2 separate regions of the Homo sapiens genome follow, and region 2 is linked to region 1. A link is an interaction called in ENCODE POLR2A ChIA-PET data of the cell type or tissue named here. Cell type or tissue: CD4-positive, alpha-beta T cell. All regions are shown on one strand. Each heading gives the region's core, and the rest is flanking DNA. Links, peaks and the distances in the headings are about the cores only.

Evidence for each region. Peaks named below come from ENCODE experiments on the same cell type or tissue, not always from the same donor. Only the 100,000 strongest peaks of a DNase experiment are listed, where the experiment ranks them.
Region 2: POLR2A ChIA-PET joins it to region 1 with 6 read pairs; 2 of 35 experiments call an interaction of 5 or more read pairs at or near these places.

Annotation. Positions count from the first base shown.
Region 1 is chr10:24,620,282-24,624,823 of GRCh38, forward strand. ARHGAP21 (Rho GTPase activating protein 21) reads right to left here. Exons shown (of 26, transcript NM_020824.4): 8 at 2,452-2,481; 9 at 1-1,088. Among named protein-coding and RNA genes, the nearest start is that of ARHGAP21, 100 kb to the right of the region's middle. In CD4-positive, alpha-beta T cell, for the core only: no CTCF peak of the experiment used is centred there; DNase peaks (open chromatin) are centred at 2,060 and 2,870; H3K4me3 peaks cover 1,247 bases; H3K27ac peaks cover 1,727 bases.
Region 2 is chr10:24,481,145-24,485,686 of GRCh38, forward strand. All of the region lies in intron 6 of KIAA1217, which reads left to right. Among named protein-coding and RNA genes, the nearest start is that of MIR603, 210 kb to the left of the region's middle. In CD4-positive, alpha-beta T cell, for the core only: no CTCF peak of the experiment used is centred there; no DNase peak of the experiment used is centred there.

The DNA of each region.
Region 1 (4,542 bases), core at 804-3,303:
CGTCTATCATCCTGTTCAGTAAACCCACTCCACTTGTAAGTCTGTTTTTTCTCTCCATTGGAATCAGGTATTGGAGTTCCAGAATTGACATTTTCTAAGGTTTCATCCTGTCCCTCAATATAATCCCATGAACGAGTTCTATGATTACTAAAACTAACAGATGGAGACGTCAGTGCTCCTTGAGATGCACTTCTTGGACAATACTTCATTAGCACAGAATCTTCCAGTCTTTCTTGGGACACACTGCGTTGCCGTATCTGGACAGACTGGGGCACTCGATCATGAGAGGTGCTTCGACGTCGTCCCTGCAAAGTAGTGCGGTTGGGGACGACCTGGTTATAATCTGTCGTGCTTTGAGATGCTGCTCTTAAACTATCTAATCTTTCTTGTATTGTCCGACAACCTATGTGCAATCGTCTGTTATCAATATACTCTTTGTAAGTTTTATAGTTTTTCCAGTCTATGTGCTGATGGGAATTTGGCGAATAGTGATTAACAGATACAGAGGGAGCCTCCACAGCTTGAGATCTGCTGCTTGAGATTCCATCAGAATGTCCACTGTAATTTCCAGACTTAAGTAAAATTCCAGAAGGTTCCAGTGATCTGGAGCCTGCAGGCTGATGAATTAGATGAGTGGTGGGAATTGATAATGGTGGTGATGTGGTTCTTGACACTGTTTTTAAAGAGGTCTGCTCACTCACGCCATACCTCACTTCTTCAGTTCTATGTGAAGGACCTGTATGGTTGTTTCTATTGGATAACAAATCTACAACCTTCTCAGAAGGCACAATGACAGTCCTTACACTTTCATTGCAAACACACACTGCTGTGTTTGATTTTGCAACATCTGTTGGTGATGGAGGCACTTGTATTTCCATTCTATAGGCCCTACCAGGTTGTGTCAGTACTGGTGTACTGGTTTGCTGTTTGCTCAATGATGAGTCAGGAGGAGATATTTCAACTGGCTGTGCCATGGCTGATGGGGCAGATGGCAGCCAGGGATAGCAGATTGGTGGAGGTTCAGGTATATTGCGGGCATTGCCGCTATAAGCTTCGTTGCCTTTCAGGTAGGCATCTTGAGAATATGCCTGTATAGAAATGAGAGGAAGGTGTCACTGGAAATTCATAAAAAGAATAATAATTTCCATTTTTACAGTGCACTATTTTATCTATGTCCTACCTCGTTCCTGAGTGACATTCACTATAGCATGCATGCAAACACAACATAAGGGTACTCTACAAATCTAGAAAGAGCTAGTCTCTCAGAAATCAAATAAACTGTAGAATCTGCAACACATACAAATTACAATCACCTCTTTGCTCAAAACATGTGAAACTCATCAAATTTCTACCCAACCAATTAGATGTACCCACATTACTTCTAAAATTCTCCCCATTCAAGCCTTCTGAGTTTCAGCAGTTGACAGGTTAAATGGCTGCCAAATAAATCCCAGCAAAGGAAGATTCATGTATTTTGCCAGAGAAAAGGTGAAAATATTAAAAATCTTAAATGCATTTTAAGTACTACTACTATAATAAATTAAGTCTAATTTATTTGAAGCATCTTGTCAATTAACCATTACAGAGTCCCTAAGAATAATCCATTTTGACAAATTAAGACCTTCAGCAGCCATGCTAAGTATTTTAATATTTAAAGTAAGATAATATGCAAGTTTAAGAAATAAAGCACATATAATAAAGGCAGAAAAACATGAAAAAAGGTAACTCATCGTTCTGTATATAATTTATATTTTTATTTTAAGCTAATGCAAAAGTATATCATACAAATTTATTTGGTCTCCTTTACTTATTATAAGGAGACATTTCTCTATTACTAACAGGCAGGCATGCAGCCTAAATAGTTTTTTATCAACTATTTGTAAAATTATTCAGCAATATTTTTAAAGCCTTAAGAATAACAGAAATCAACTATAGAGACTTTACAAAACAGAGCTCATCAGTGCAACACAGGGACTATGTTCAGCATCTGAGACAGATGTGGTAACACATCTTCCCCTAATCAAAACAAGCTTAACTCAAGACTATCATCACATCCTGCTCTTTGCATTCGACAGCTTGCAAAGCTCAAGTGCAGCCACAAACGTAACAGCAAAGTAGTAGTGACAGGAAGAGGGTGAGATACTTAAAAAACATATATATATATATATATATATATATATATATATATATATATATATATATATACTGATGCAGATAAATATTACGCTGTAGCATCAGTTATGTACAGGATACAAAAGAAAACCAAACATAAAAATAAAAAATAAGGATGGCAAACCATCTATCACAAACGTATTCTGCAAATTAGTAAGATTAACACGATAGAGGGATTTCTCTAAGCAAAAGTGAACAGTTTTTAATAGATTGGCTTATTACAAATCTCTACAAAACATGACTTAAAAAGCAAGGAAATGGCTACTGTGCATTTCTTACCAGTGCTGTGACATCCTTTGTAAACTGTAGCTAGCAGAAAATAGGAAAACATAGTAGAAGCTGCTTACTGATATAAAGACAAAATCATGTTGTCATATTGATGCTGGAAACGGCAAGCTAAAAATACATCTATACTTGTTTCTCTGGAAGGTACCAAGAGAGGTAAAGGGCAGTGAAGCATAAAGAATAACTCCAGTATTCTTCTGAACATCTTTTTCTCAGGCTTTTATCTGATTCTTGTTTGATGTGTCTACCATTCTTGAAAGCAAAATACATCTGGTGACATGCATTCCTAACAGATATTTTCTTCAATATGCACTGCTGTCTGATAACATGCTACAAAGCTTCCCTCCACGAAAGCAACAGTGATGTCTCTCATTTCCCCCCAGCTTCTTCCATCTCTGCTTCCAGATGACGAAACGAATGCTCTATTATGCATTTAAAATAGTACAACCTCCTCCTTCCCCAGTAAATCAGAGCATAACCACAAGCTGTCAGCAGACTGCAGCTGCCTTTACACTAAGATTCAGGGGGGAAAATGACTTCTTTTAAGTAAGTTTCACTCAAAAATTAAGATCTTTCAACACTGTGCCTTTTGTACTATTGTATTAGTTTGCAAAAATAACTACTGGATAGACATAAAAATATTACTTCCAGAGTAATTCTTGTTAACCTATAATAAATATTATAGAACAGAGACTAGAATGCAGTGACAAATTAAAGCTAGCCATATAAAATAAAATATGTCTACATAGTATTTTTATGGCATGAATACAGTTAATCCCAACATGCATTTTGGGTGTGTGCATTGACACACCAAGTCTATCTTTTCCATGCTGATTAGAATCATACCAATACTTTTCTGCAATAGGAAAATTGTGTCTGGATGAGAGAATACTGTACTGTCTGGTACAGCATTTCCCACAACATCCTTGTGTAGTTTTATTATATACCACCTGAAAAGGAGGATGGGGGAGAGGAGGTCCCTATGGTCAATGATGTAGGGCCACTTGGCAAGCTTTTTGATTTCTCAAAACCACGACGACACTAATGTACATTGTGAAATTCGAAAGGAAAATATAAACTTATTCACCATGGAGGCCATTTTTTTCCCAGAGGTTTTAACATAATTAGAATATCTACTTGGGTAATGCTATTCTAGAACTAATATTTTAAAGATGACTCCTTTATTCAAATTTGGGAAGAAATATTACTGTTTAGTAATAGAAGTATACGGCTGGAACTATTAAAACTTGAGAATATTTTACATACTTCAGACATCTCTAATATTCCTGTATGGCAATTCTAAATGCTAAATAGTCTACATTACAGTCACAGGTCCCCACTTCTGAGTTAAGTTATCACAAGGGGCCCTGAAATCCATACAAATGCAGGCATTAACAGTGAACATCTCACACATGCAGTACTATTATCTAATGTAAGCAGATATGGTTGAGATAAAATATGAATTCATTCAAGAACATTTTTCACAAAATGTACATTGTGAAACTCAAAAGTACAAACTTACTCGCCAGGGAACCCATTTTTTTCCCCAGAGATTTTAAAATAATTAGAATATCTGCCTGGGAAATGCTGTTCTAGAACTTTTTTTTTTTTTTTTTTTTGAGACCGAGTCTCACTCTGTTGCCCAGGCTGGAGTGCAGTGGCGCAATCTTGGCTCACTGCAACCTGTGCCTCCCAGGTTCAAGCAATTCTCCTGCCTCAGCCTCCTGAGTAGCTGGGATTACAGGCATGAGCCACCATGCTCAGCTAATTTTTGTATTTTTAATGGAGGTGGGGTTTCACTATGTTCGCCAGGTTGGTCTCGAACTCCTGACCTCAAGTGATCCACCTGCCTCGGACTCCCAAAGTGCCAGGATTACAGGTGTGAACCACCGAGCCCGGGTAGAACTAATATTTTAAAGCTATCTCCTTTATTCAAATTTGGGGAGGAATATTATTTTTGAAACCAATGTCATAAGAATTACATATTCAGTATTAACAATTTTGAATTTTAGTTAGGCTTTAAGCCCAAATGGATACTTTACAACATATGAAAGTGTTTTGATAGAATCAGACAACATTTAAATT
Region 2 (4,542 bases), core at 859-3,358, 140 kb before region 1:
CTTAGCTGTGGACTGGAGGATTTGCTGCATACAAAGAAACTGAGATATGGTTCCCATACACCAGGAACATAAACCATGAAGACAGTCATAAAATATTAAAAGCTTAATATAAACATATAAGCTTTGTCACGGTTTAAGTACAGGAAGCTTCGGAGTTACAAATGCCTACTGAATACCTGTTTTTGAGAAACAACCACAATCATTGAATTTCACACGTGATATTTCTTTTGGCTTTGGTGATGCCCAGGGATGCTCTTCTTGTCATTCCTGAGAGTGACAATGTCTCCTTGTGAGTCAGAGAGGAGAGAAGGGGACATGCCAAGTCACATGGCACCCCCAGAGGCTTGAGCTCCAGAGAAAGATCTCTTCCCAGCTTCCCAAAGTCCAGCTTGGAAGTCAGGACACGTTTTCCTTGAAAACAATGAGGAACGACGACAGGACTAATAATACATTGTAGGTTAAAGAGGCTTCCATGGGCCAGCTGGAAATCCAACCACCATTTATTCCAAGTTCTAAACAATGAAAGTACAAGTAAACTTTTCAATGACAAGCCTGCCATAATTTGGGGTCTGCTTGTACATAATTAATTCCAAAGAAGTGATACAGACGGTAATTGCTATGAATTCAGAAAAGGGAACATTTTCCCAAAGTTATGTGGGTCTCAGAGCCTTCTTGAGAACATTGAGATGGTCTAGAATTGAGGGCATGTACGTAATGAAAAGATGTCATTTGGGAAAGACCAACTAGTCTCTATCCAAAATTTGCTATACTTTTACCATCATGGTACCTATAAAAATGACATCTCGATATGATGTTTTGCCAGTCTCAGAAATCAAGTGCTGACCAACTGAATTGTTATTTCGTTCACAGGAGTGGAATTTCATGGTTAAGTCATATTTGCTAGTTATTCCTTAGACTCCTGAGTTCAGGCATCAGATACTTGATAAACATACTAGACCAACTAACAGATTTATGCAGCTAGCTCTATTCTTACACCAGGGATACTCTGTCAGAAATGCCAATGGAATAGCAGCCACAAGGTCTGTGTGCTACTTTAAACAAATCAATATCTCAAAAGGAAAAGGCGTCGTCTGTCACTAATTAGATCAAATTAAAATGTGCTGCTGTATCTCCTTTGAATATTCATGAGGTGCTCTCAATCAGAAGCCCTAAGTCTGAGACCAGAAACTTAAGCCAGAAAAAACTAAATACTGTGAGATTCAGATAACTCGGTCCTTTGCCAACTAGAACTTCAAAGAGAAGAGGAATAGCTTAGGTGCAGAGTAAGCCTCCTGAAAAGATGACAAAATCAGCTTAATGCAGAATCGTGGGGTTCCCACCCAACCTAAAGATGGATCGTCAAAATAGCCCAGGAGCTGATAATCCTAGACTCTGTTGACACACAGGACACATAGTTTAGCCTCTCTTGTGATTTACTTGTCCTTCTGTCTGGCGGAAACCATGGAGATTACACTTGTCCTTATTTGAATTCTGGACTTCATTTTTCATGAATGAAGTGATTCAAAAAATACAGCTGGGTCTAAGCATGAATTCTAACTTTCAAAAATCACAGATCTTAAAAAGTCTGTATTGAACTGGGTGCAGTAACTCATGCCTGTAATTCCAGCATGTTAGGAGGCTGAGGCAGGAGGGCCACTTGAGCCCTGGAGTTCAAGACCAGCCTGGGCAACAGAGTGAGATCCCATCTCTACAAAAGACTTTTTGAAAAATTAGGTGTGGTGGCACATGCTTGTAGCCCTAGGTGCTCAGGAGGCTAAGGTGGAAGGATCACTTGAGCCCAGGAGTTGGAGGCTGCAGTGAGCTATGATTGCACTACTGCACTCCAGCCTGGGCAACAGAGCAAGATCCTGTCTCAAAAAAAAAAAAAAAAAAAGTCTGTATATACTCATGCAGGGCCAACTTGTATCACCAGTAAATACTTCCTCTGTCTCCTTGTCCATCCTCAAAGCTAAAGAGACCTTGGAGAATACTGGGTCCTAATAGCTGACTTTACAGCAGGAGAAACAGCAAGGAGACTTCCTAAAGGTCCAAGGATGGGAGCTACTCTAGTTAAATGACATTTCGCTATCCTGCTGCCTTAAGGGTGGCTCCAGCCATTGCTCTTGACCTCACAGCCACCCACTGGGCCACTCCACCTCCATCTCTCACCTGACTTGCTACAGTGGTCTCCCAAAAGGTCTCCCCACTCAGTCCCTGCCCACCTTCCGCCTGTTCTCATTGGGGAGGCCAGAGTGACCCCGTTAAAACGTGAGACCTTTCATGTCGAGCCTCAGCTCAGGACTCGCCGTGGCCCCCCTCACATTTTGTCTTTGCAAGCACAAGTAACTAAGACAAAACAAAAAGGAAATGCACTAGAGAGACCAAATATAGCAAATGTTTTTTTCTTTTCCCTAAGAGTCATTATTTTATTTCTTTTGAGTCCGCCCTAAGATTTACAGCTCTAAAGCAGGCGAGAGTGGGGAGTTCATTTCCACAGTCACCATGAGGTCCACTCAAGAGACCATCTCTCCTGACACCGTCTCTCATTTGAAGGTAAATTAGCTGGCCGTGTTCAGCTGGCCCATAACATGAAGCAACTGCTATTCCTACCTGTTTGTACCTGTGCAAAAAATGAGATGTCAATTCCAGAACACAAATGTTCCAGATTAGCCTCAGGGAAGAGAAAGAAAATGCAAAACAGGTGATTTCATAAAGCAGGGTGTAGGCTTGCCCTGGGGAGTGGCGGCTCTAGGCACCCAGCAGAGAGCCAACAGGAAGTGAAGTGCCTCACCCTAGATGTGAGTCACTAAGGGAGGCAGCTCAGTGCCACAGAGAGCCCTGGATCCGAGAAAGCCTGCAAGCTAATTGATCTGTTTCCCTAAGAAAAGCCCTGCCTGGCTAAGCCTCAGTGTCTTTTGTCCTAATAAGGGGATGATAATCTACTCAAGAGTTCTGTGCAATTTTTATTTTTATTTTTATTATATTTATGTGTATATATATGTATATATGTATATGTGTGTGTATATATATATAGATATACATATATATTGATATACATATATATAGATAGATAGATATACATATATATATATATATATTTTTTTTTTTTTTTTTTTTTTTGAAACAGTCTCGCTCTGTTGCCCAGGCTGGAGTGCAGTGGCATGATCTCGGCTCACTGCAACCTCCGCCTCCCGGGTTCAAACAATTCTCCTGCCTCAGCCTCCCAAGTAGCTGGTATTACAGAAGCCCACCACAGTAGCCCAGCTAATTTTTTGTATTTTTAGTAGAGACAAGGTTTCACCATGTTGGCCAGGCTGGTTTTGAACTCCTGACTTCAAGGGATCCGCCCACCTCGGCCTCCCAAAGTGCTGGGATTACAGGTGTGAGCCACCGTGTATGGCCTATTTTTATTTTTCAATGTATTATTATTTTAGAGATGTGGTCTTGCTCTGTCACCCAGGCTGGAACGCAGTGGTGCAATCATAGCTCACTGCAGCCTCGAACTCCTGGGCTTAAGCAAGCCTCCCCCACCTCAGCCTCCCAAAATTTGGGGATTACAAGTGTGAGCCACTGTGCCTGGCAGAGGGACAAGTTCTGTGCAATTTAAATGAAAATAGCTATTAGATCACTTTGTGTACTGGACAGTTTTCTATGAATAAATTTTTCATTGACATAAAACCATGAAGCCATAGAGTTGTGCCAGCCCTTCGGATCTGAGGGGGGTTGTGTCCTTATTCCTGACTTGGGGCTGTTTCCTGGTCCCATCCAGAACAGCCTACACAGAAAGTGAATTGTGAAATAGATTAAAGGCTGCCTGGAGCCTTCCCTAAGTGCATTTGCTGTGCTGGGCAGAGCACTGCTAGAACCTGGGAAGCCAATTGTGCATGCGGGGAACACCAGGCCTGGGTGGGACTGAGCTTGGACCTCCTGGTTGGACCTGCCCGCTTTTTTTTTTTTTTTTTAATAGCTTCATTCAAGATCACAGACCCAGAATGGGAAGAGCTATGGGATTTATGTAAATCCCTTCCAACCAGAAACTTATGTAATTCCAGGATTCTAAGTGAGGCTGGATTTCTGTGGGTAGTGGGTGTGAGAGAATGGGTACCCCTGTTTAACAAGGGGTAGGGGCCTTCTGAGACTGTTTCCTCTACAGAGTAAGGGTTCGTTCAGCCTTTTCCGTGGCCTGCCAAGAACTCAACTCCATGTTCCCTCACTTCCTGTAATTGACCTTGTCCAGGACTTTCTGACCTTGGAGAATTCACCTTTGCTCTTTCTGCTGCTTCGTGCATTCTTCCACCAAATGTCTAACTGACTGGCTCCTCTCCAAACTCAAGGCTTTGCCAAATGCCACCAGCTCAGGGAGGCCTTTCCTGGCCATGACACTTGAAGTTGCAACACTCCCCCGCAGTCTCCCGTGCCCCAGATGTAAGTTCCATGAGGGCAAGCCCTGTGCTTTTACCACCATATCCCCAGCATCTTGAGCTGTGCCTGGCCCAAGAAATATTTGTTGAATGAATGAATTTAAAGGGATATCATGAAGGC